2 separate regions of the Homo sapiens genome follow, and region 1 is linked to region 2. Evidence: chromatin loops called from intact Hi-C (ENCODE). Cell type or tissue: GM12878. All regions are shown on one strand. Each heading gives the region's core, and the rest is flanking DNA. Links, peaks and the distances in the headings are about the cores only.

What was found. Hi-C counts contacts between places; a loop is a spot of excess contacts. Peaks named below come from ENCODE experiments on the same cell type or tissue, not always from the same donor. Only the 100,000 strongest peaks of a DNase experiment are listed, where the experiment ranks them.
Region 1: it touches region 2 in a loop (6-fold over the local background); 1 of 110 quality-filtered maps calls a loop at or near these places.

Annotation. Positions count from the first base shown.
Region 1 is chr3:172,092,864-172,097,260 of GRCh38, forward strand. The region is part of intron 1 of FNDC3B (fibronectin type III domain containing 3B); the gene reads left to right. Among named protein-coding and RNA genes, the nearest start is that of FNDC3B, 55 kb to the left of the region's middle. In GM12878, for the core only: a CTCF peak has its summit at 2,532; a DNase peak (open chromatin) is centred at 2,518; H3K27ac peaks cover 1,437 bases.
Region 2 is chr3:170,256,927-170,261,323 of GRCh38, forward strand. It overlaps PRKCI (protein kinase C iota), which reads left to right. Exons shown (of 18, transcript NM_002740.6): 3 at 3,043-3,132. Among named protein-coding and RNA genes, the nearest start is that of PRKCI, 37 kb to the left of the region's middle. In GM12878, for the core only: no CTCF peak of the experiment used is centred there; DNase peaks (open chromatin) are centred at 375 and 1,925; H3K4me3 peaks cover 24 bases; H3K27ac peaks cover 1,362 bases.

The sequences.
Region 1 (4,397 bases), core at 129-4,128, 1.8 Mb after region 2:
GGCATGATAATGGCTCACTGCAACCTCTGCCTCCTGGGCTCAAGTGATTCTCCCACCTCAGTCTCCTGAGTAGCTGAGATTGTGAGCTGAGACTACAGGTGTGCACCACCACACCTGGCTACTTTTTTATTTTTTGTAGAGATGGCATCTTTCTATGTTGTCCAGGCTGGTCTTGAACTACTGGGCTCAAGCGATCCTCCCACCTTGGCCTCCCAAAGTGCTGGGATTACAGGCATGAGCCACTGCACCTGGCCAGAATCTTTTTTTAGAGACAGGATTGTCGCTCTGTTGCTCAGGGTGAAGTGCAGGGGCATAATCATAGCTTACTACCCCTTAAACTCCTGGGTCCTTGACCTCCTGATCCTCCCACCTCAGTATCCCCACCCCACCCAGCTAATTTTTTTTTTTTTTTTGAGACGGAGTCTTGCTCTGTCACCCAGGCTGGAGTGCAGTGGCACTATCTTGGCTCACTGCAAGCTCCGCCTCCCGGGTTCACGCCATTCTCCTGCCTCAGCCTCCCGAGTAGCTGGGACTACAGGCGCCCGCCACCGCACCCGGCTAATTTTTTGTATTTTTAGTAGAGAAGGGGTTTCATCGTGTTAGCCAGGATGGTCTCGATCTCCTGACCTCGTGATCCGCCCGCCTTGGCCTCCCAAAATGCTGGGATTACAGGCGTGAGTCACCGCGCCCGGCCCCATCTAATTTTTAAATATTTTAGAGAGTGGGTCTCTTACTGTGTCGCCCAGGGTGGTCTCGAACTCCTGGCCTCAGGCTGTCCTCCCTCTTCAACCTCCCAAAGTGCTGGGATTACTGGTGTGAGTCACTGCACCTGGAAGGAAATACACTGGTATAGCCTTTAAGGTTCAGAAAAAGATCAAAGGCAGTGCTAACTTTAGTGTACTAAGGAATCTTCTGGAGAATTTCGTGAGAATACACACTGCCTGCTCTTTCTGTTCAAAGGGAGGATATCTAGGCCTCCCTTCAGAGATTCTGGTTTAGTAGATCTAAGTGAGAACTGAGGACTCTGGATTTTTAAACAGCTGTATTGAGATATATTTCACATGTCATACAGCTCATGCATTTAAGGTGTAAAATTTAATATTTTTAGCATATTCATGTCGTTATGCAACCACCACCACTAGCAAATTCTAGAACATCGGCATTGTGTAACCACCACCACTAGCAAATTCTAGAACATCGGCATTGTGTAACCACCACCACTAGCAAATTCTAGAACATCGGCATTGTGTAACCACCACCACTAGCAAATTCTAGAACATCGGCATTGTGTAACCACCACCACTAGCAAATTCTAGAACATCGGCATTGTGTAACCACCACCACTAGCAAATTCTAGAACATCGGCATTGTGTAACCACCACCACTAGCAAATTCTAGAACATTTTTGTCCCTTCTAAAAGAAACCTCATAGCCGTTGGCAGTTGCTTCCCACCGTCAACCCCAGCCCCAAGCAACCACCAGTCTACTTTCTGTCTACATTTGCCTATTCTGGACATTTCATATAAAGGGAATCGTACATTATGTGGCCTTCTCTAACTGGCCTTTTCTACTTTGCATAATATTTTCAGGGCTCATCTATGCTGTAGCATGTATCAGTATTTTATTCCTTTTTAAGGAATGTATCCATAAAATGGATACATTTAAGCTATGCGTCCATAAAATGGATACATTTTTGTGTGTCCATTCTTCTGTTGGATGGTTTCTCCTTTTTGAGTTATTTAAGTAATGCTGCTGTGAATATCTGTGAGGAATCTGCGTTTTTAAACAAGCACCCCGCTTAATTCTGTTGCTGATAGTTCCTGCACATATCTGGAGAAACTCTAACCTGAATGGTTAGTGTTGTAGAATGACTCCCCTCACAGTGCTAAGTCCTCTGTTCCCCATCTCTTATGGGTGCTTCTGCTTGAAGAATCACTGGTCTGTGAGCGGGTGTGTAGTGGCTTAGTGGAAGTGAGGTTCCAGAACTAAATTACATGGTCTGCATGTGCAGGGTAGAGTGGACAGAAGGGACATGACAGGGACAGTAGGCAGAGTAAATGGGTCCTGTACTTTTTCAGAATCTAGTAGTGACTTGACTAGTTCCTGAACTAGGGTGTTGCTGCTGGTGGTGGTAATGGAAAGGAAGAGTCAGAGGTAACAGACTTCATCAAAGGAATACTCTCTTCAGTAATGGTGATTTTAAAATACTCGGCAATTTTTGTTTTTCATTGACTCAGACACAGTTCTGTCTAATTCTGACCTTATCTATTCCTATCATCCTGTTGTTCAAAGTAAATGTATTTTTACCAACTGTTTGAGAGAGGAAATCCTGGGATAATTAGCTGAAGGATATAGTGTAATAAAAAAATACCAAGTTTTGATATTTTGAAGCCTCTGATCTACTAGGGATGTTTAGATACAGTACAAGCCTGAGTCAGAGCTGAACTTCTCAAAGTTCTTTTTCAGACTTGGGATTCTGTGGTATATTCTGAAACTGAAAATAGCTTCTAGGAGATTCACAGTCCCCACCACCACTGCCCATTGGCGCCACTGGGCCCAAAGTGAAGGGCCTAGAACAGCTCACACCTTTTTCTGAGAGCTATAGCACAGCTTTAGAAGAGAGATTGTCGCAGCCAGTGACCCATATCGGGTACTCATAGAGAGGGGTTTTGTTTAATAGGATTACCCTTGACCAGATATCCATGATCTGTTTCACATTTTTCCGTTAGATTATTTGGCACAGATGTGATCAGATTGCCCTTAAGATGCTCTTTGTTCTGTGTACTATTTTTCCCCTCTCCTAACACAAGCATCATTAAAAAAGTCTTGGAGCATTGATACATCAAAAGATTCTTCTTTCTACCTACTTTATCAAAATCACTATGAACACTTTGGTGTATGTTCTTCTAGACTCTTTTCTTTGTTAAAAAAACAAACAAACAAACAAACAAACAAAAAGCCTAGTTTTGCACAGAGTATCACAGCGTGCACTTCCTTGTTAACCTGTTATTTCCCCCTACAAACAATGTGTTGTGAACACCTTCCTATGTTAGCAGATTGATTTCTACAGCATTTAAAATTGGCTGTAGAGTTTTGCATTGTATGGATAAAATACCTTCCAAGTTTTCACTGTTTCATACTGTGATGTATGTTTTCATACATTGTTCTAAAATATCTTAAGCCACATCGTACATATTGCCAGTTTGGTTCTCTGTGAATTTTACTGGTAACAATACAACCTAGATGCTCAGGGTTAATTAAGTATTCTGGGGCAAAGTGCCATTGAACCTGGTTCCTGGTACATACATTCATTCTGATTATTGGTTGGGATAGGTTTATAGTTGTGAAATAGGTGCTACAGACAGTTAACATAAAACATCCTGTAGCTCTCAGAAGATAGAAAATGCACCCTTTAACTTTCAGAAACTTGCATACCTATAAACGTAGAAACAAGGAATTGCATTTTTATTAATTCATGGAATCCAGTCTTCATAATGGATTTAAATAATTCTATTTAAAATATGTGCACACAATCTAAAAGCATTTTGTCATTGTAGCCTAATATCATATAAAAAGAAATTGTGCCTCTGAGTGCACAGTGGACATACCTGTTGTATCATCTGTTTTTCTGGTTTATTGCCATCTTTCTGCCAGAGTCCAGGACCCTAGAGGAGAATTTCACCATCTTCTCTGAAGTAAAATGTGATTTAGGAACCAGCTTGCTTATTTTTTAAAGTAATGAGTATCACTGTTATGTATCAAAAATAAAAAAATAGGCAGATTGATTATAATCTGTAGCCCCTTACTGTAAATTTCAAATAGAAAAGCAAGATTGAGAGGAAATACATCATCATTTTAACAGTGGCTATTTTTGAGTGGTGAGATTATGAACAATTAAACTTTCTTCTTGCTTTTCTGTATTTTCAGATTTCTAGAGTGAACATGTATTATACGCTATAACGCATAGGAATGTGGGAATAAAAATACGGGCCAAATATTTTTAAAAGGTATGGGATGAGGGCGGGTGGGCTGGAAAGAACCCATAAAGATAAGAGTGGGTAGTTACTTTTCCACTGTTAAAGAATGAGGCTTGCCAGCTCCTAAGGAAATCTCTGACCCCACCCTGTACTTTTCAAGCAAGAGCTTTTGAAGTCTTTTGTGCTAGTTAGAGACTAGCATAGTTAGTACAGCTAAGTAAGTATGTAACAGATTCTATTATTAGGTTTATCTTTGCTGATTCCCATTTGATTGACAGCGAGTTCTCCACCCAGAAAGTTTGATTTATTTTGGCAGTTGGAAGAGGATTTTATGGAGCACTTGTTATCTAAAAAAAGTAAGGCTGTGGAACCTGCTTCCCCCACCCCTCTTTTTTAGCTGTTTGGGTTGGTCCTAGTGAG
Region 2 (4,397 bases), core at 128-4,127:
CCCCCTGCTTAATAAGGGGCATATTGTTAACTTTCATGTGTTTTTGTAGTTCCCAAAGTCCATCTTGTTACTGATTTCTAGTTTTGTTCCATTGTGGTCAGAGAAGATACTTGTTAGTTTTTGTAGGTTAGTAACAATATTTGGATTATACTAAGGAGTTTTTATCTAGAGTTATAGAGATTTTCTTAGAATGCTGCCATGGTAGAGAATAAGTGGGTGGGTATATAGGGGAAAACAACATTTTGAAATATGTTTCAAATTTTCCAGATTAAACAGTTAAAAAGAACAGGTGGTGAACCTAGAGAATAGTGTTTTAGAAACCGAGACACAGGATTTCTTAATAGTGGGCAACTTTGTCAGGGACTGCAAGAGAGATCACCTAGAATAAGGACTGAAAAGATGTCATAGGTTTCAGCAGCTGGTTTCATGACCTTTGCAACCGCAGTTTTGGTGGAGTGTTTGGGCTAAAACCTGGCAGCAGCATTTTGAGAAATGTGTGGAAGGTAAGAACATGGAGAAAGGATATGATCACTATGTGAAAAAAAGTTGTTTCATTATAAAAGATTACAAACTTATGATTTTTAAAATATTAAAGAGAAGTATGAAGTGAAAAAAAACCCTGCCCCTTTTCCTTTCTCATCTTCTCACCTGTTTCCTCCAGTTTTAGTCTCTAGTTTTACTCTTGAGATTTGTGGCTACTGAATGAATGGAGTGTCAATCTGAATGGGAAAGAGAATTTTTTTTTTTTTTTTTTTGAGACAAAGTCTCGCTCTTGTTGCCCAGGCTGGAGTGCAATGGTGTGATCTCGGTTCGCTGCAACCTCCGCCTCCCAGGTTCAAGCGATTCGCCTGCCTTAGCCTCCTGAGTAGCTGGGACAACAGGCACGTGCCACCACGCCCAGCTAATTTTTGTGTTTTCGTAGAGACGGGGTTTCACCATGTTGGCCAGGCTGGTCTCAAACTCCTGACCTCAGGCGATCCACCCACCTTGGCCTCCCAAAGTGCCGGGATTCCAGGTGTGAGCCACTGCACCTGGCCTGAAAGAGGTTTTTGAGAGGGAGACTCAGAAACGCCTTTGCCTGAGAAGAGCTAGGAAATAGAAGGAAAGAAAAAAATGGAACAGAGGAGCTCAGAGAAGATAAAAGGAAGTAGGGATGCAGTGGTCAAGTGGGAGAAAAAAAAGGAGAGGCACTCTTTTCTTTGAGTAGCCAGGAAAAAATGACTTTGTTTTTCTTTCTCAATTAGCAGACCAAGCTGTATGCTGGTGATTGAGGTTTGGATAGGGTTGGTGGCATCTAGTGTGTAGTAACTATGGGAATTAGCAAATCAATGGCAGAGTGAAGGACTCACTTTCACTCGCTCAGGTCCAAACTAGGCTTTAAATGACTTCTTTTTTTTTTGAGACAGTCTTGCTTTGTTGCCCAGGGTGGAGTTCAGTAGCACAATCTTGACTCACTACACCCTCTGCTTCCTAGGTTCAAGCGATTCTTCTGCCTTAGCCTCCCGAGTAGCTGGGACTGCAGGCACACACCACTGTGCCTGGCTAATTTTTGTATTTTTAGTGGAGATGGGCTTTCATCATGTTGGCCAGGCTGGTCTCGAACTCCTGACCTCAACCCGCCTGCCTCGGCCTCGCAAACTGTTGGGATTACAGGCCACCACACCTGGCCTGAATGACTTTTTCACTGAGGAATGCCATAGTCCAGGCAGATGTGCCACCTCATTGATCGCCAGGGATGACTCAGTTGTCTGGCTAGTTGGGTAAGGGAGGTGTTTTTTCCATCACTTCTGTGTGTCTGTTACTAAAACTGTTCATTTATATTTCACAGCAGCTCAAGTGCAACTGTTCTTCAGTACTTTTGTAGCTTTTCATTTCTGTGACTCCTTTGAGGAGGCTCTGTCATGTGAAAGGAAAAATTTGATAAAATGATTACATGGAGACTTCTAACTAATCGTATTGTGGCAATGGAACTACTTTCACTTCCTCTTTTAAAGAAACAGGTAACAGAAAGCCTCCTCTTTAGACTTTCCCATTAGACACATAGCAGTGACAATTTAAACTGTGGTCAGTAGCCAGGCATGGTGGTGCACTTCTGTAGTCCCAGCTATTTGGAAGGCTGAGGCAGGAGAATCGCTTGAACCCAGGAGGCGGAGGTTGCAGTGGGCCAAGATAACACCATTGCACTCCAGCCTGGGCAACAAGAGCCAAACTCCATCTCAAAAAAAAAGAAAAAAAATGTGGTCAGGAATAGATTCTGTTTGCTGTATTTGGGATATATACAATGTTAAGAACAAAATGGCCAGGTGTGGTGGCTCATGCCCATAATTCCAGCACTTTGGGAGGCCCAGGCGGGAGGATTGCTTGAGCCCAGGAGGTCGAGGCTGTAGTGAGCCGTGATCATGTCACTGCATTCAGCCTTGAGTGACAGAGTGAGACCCTGTCTCACCAAAAAAGAAAACCAAAGAACAAAATTTTATATCTATATACATTGGTGTCTGTGAACCTCATGTGGTATTTTTATGCAAATAGAAATGGAAGTTATATGTTACCTACTTCAGAAAATTGAATTGTCTAAATAAATATCTAAATATTTGTCCTTAGGCCAGGCACGGTGCTTCACGCCTATAATCCCAGCACTTTGGGAGGCCGAGGCAGGCGGATCACCTGAGGTCAGGAGTTCAAGACCAGCCTGGACAACATGGTGAAACCCTGTCTCTACTAATACAAAAATTAGCTGGGTGTGGTGGCACACACCTGTAATCCCAGCTACTCGGGAAGCTGAGGCAGGAGAATCGCTTGAACCTGGGAGGCAGAGGTTGCAGTGAGCCAGGATCATGCCACTGCACTCCAGCCTGGGTGGCAAGAGCAAAACTCTGTCTCCAAATAATAATAATAATAAGTAAATAAATATTTGTCCTTGTCATATATTTGTTTATAAATATGAGATTATTTTTTCTAAAAATTTACATTATGAAATTTGTTTAGTAATCATCACATTTAGGGGTTTTAAAGTGACCTTTACTTTACTTTTGTGTTTTTTAGGAGACCCGTGTACAGTATCATCTCAGTTGGAGTTAGAAGAAGCCTTTAGACTTTATGAGCTAAACAAGGATTCTGAACTCTTGATTCATGGTAAGAGAGTAGTCATTTCATACTCGTCCAGACTGATAATTTCTTTGAAATCACTCTTTATTCTTCACCATTTTGAAACATAATCTTAATGTCATTTTCTCAATCTCTGTGACTCATGCCTAAGTAATTGTCGTTATTTAGTAGTTTCTCACGTGCTACAGAAGGTAAAATTAATCTGCTGCTTATAGTCTGGGGAATTTTGTGGTCTCTGTATGTCTTGTTGGATATTAAAATGTGATATCTCAGTGTATCACAGCAAATTTATGATAGAACTTAAAAATTGAGAGCCTGGGGAATCTAAGTCATCTACTTGAAATTTTGTTATGTATACAAATAATGACCTCCAAAGGTAAGGTATCTTAAATATCCTTTCTTTTGCTTAAAGGTTAATAGTGAAACTATTTACATGATTCCTTTATTTTTGAGACAGTCTCACTCTGTCACCCAGGTTGGAGTACAGTGGTATGATCTCGGCCCACTGCAACCTCTGCCTCCTGGGTTCAAGCATCTCAGCCTCCCAAGTAGCTGGGATTACAGGTGTGCACCACCATGGCTGGCTAATTTTTATATTTGTAGTAGAGACAGGGTTTCACCATGTTGGCCAGGCTGGTCTCGAACTCCTGGCCTCAAGAGATCCGCCTGCCTTGGTCTCCCAAAGCACTGAGATTACAGGCATGAGCCACTGCACCAGGCCCATTTACATGATGCTTTAGAGACATTAATATGTTTATACCTCAGCAACCTTGAGATGTAGGAAGTGGCATAGAAGAAGTAACCTAAACTCAGTTATCATTGTAACTGGCACGTTGTAGACCTGGATTGTGAATCTAGGAATTCTGATTCCAAATTTGTGTTTCATTCAACTATGCTAACCATCAAAAGTCATGTAAAACTTTTTTTTTGTTTGTTTTTTTGAGGCAGTTTCTCTCGCTCTGTTGCCCAGGCTGGAGTGCATTGGTGCAGTCATAGCTCACTGCAGCCTTGACTTCCCAGGTTCAAGCGATCCTCCCACCTCAGCCTCCTGAGTAACTGAGACCACAGGCACTGCCGCACCACTATGACTGGCTAATTTTTTTTTTTTTTTTTTGTATAGATCGGATATCACTATGATGCCCAGGCTGGTCTCAAACTCCTGTGCTCAAAGAGTCCTACCACCTGGGCCTCCCAAAGTGCTGGGATTAGAGGTGTGAACCACCATGCCCAGCCAAGAACCTCTTAATATACTGCATTTAATTGCAATATATTGACAGTATTTCGTTGAACAT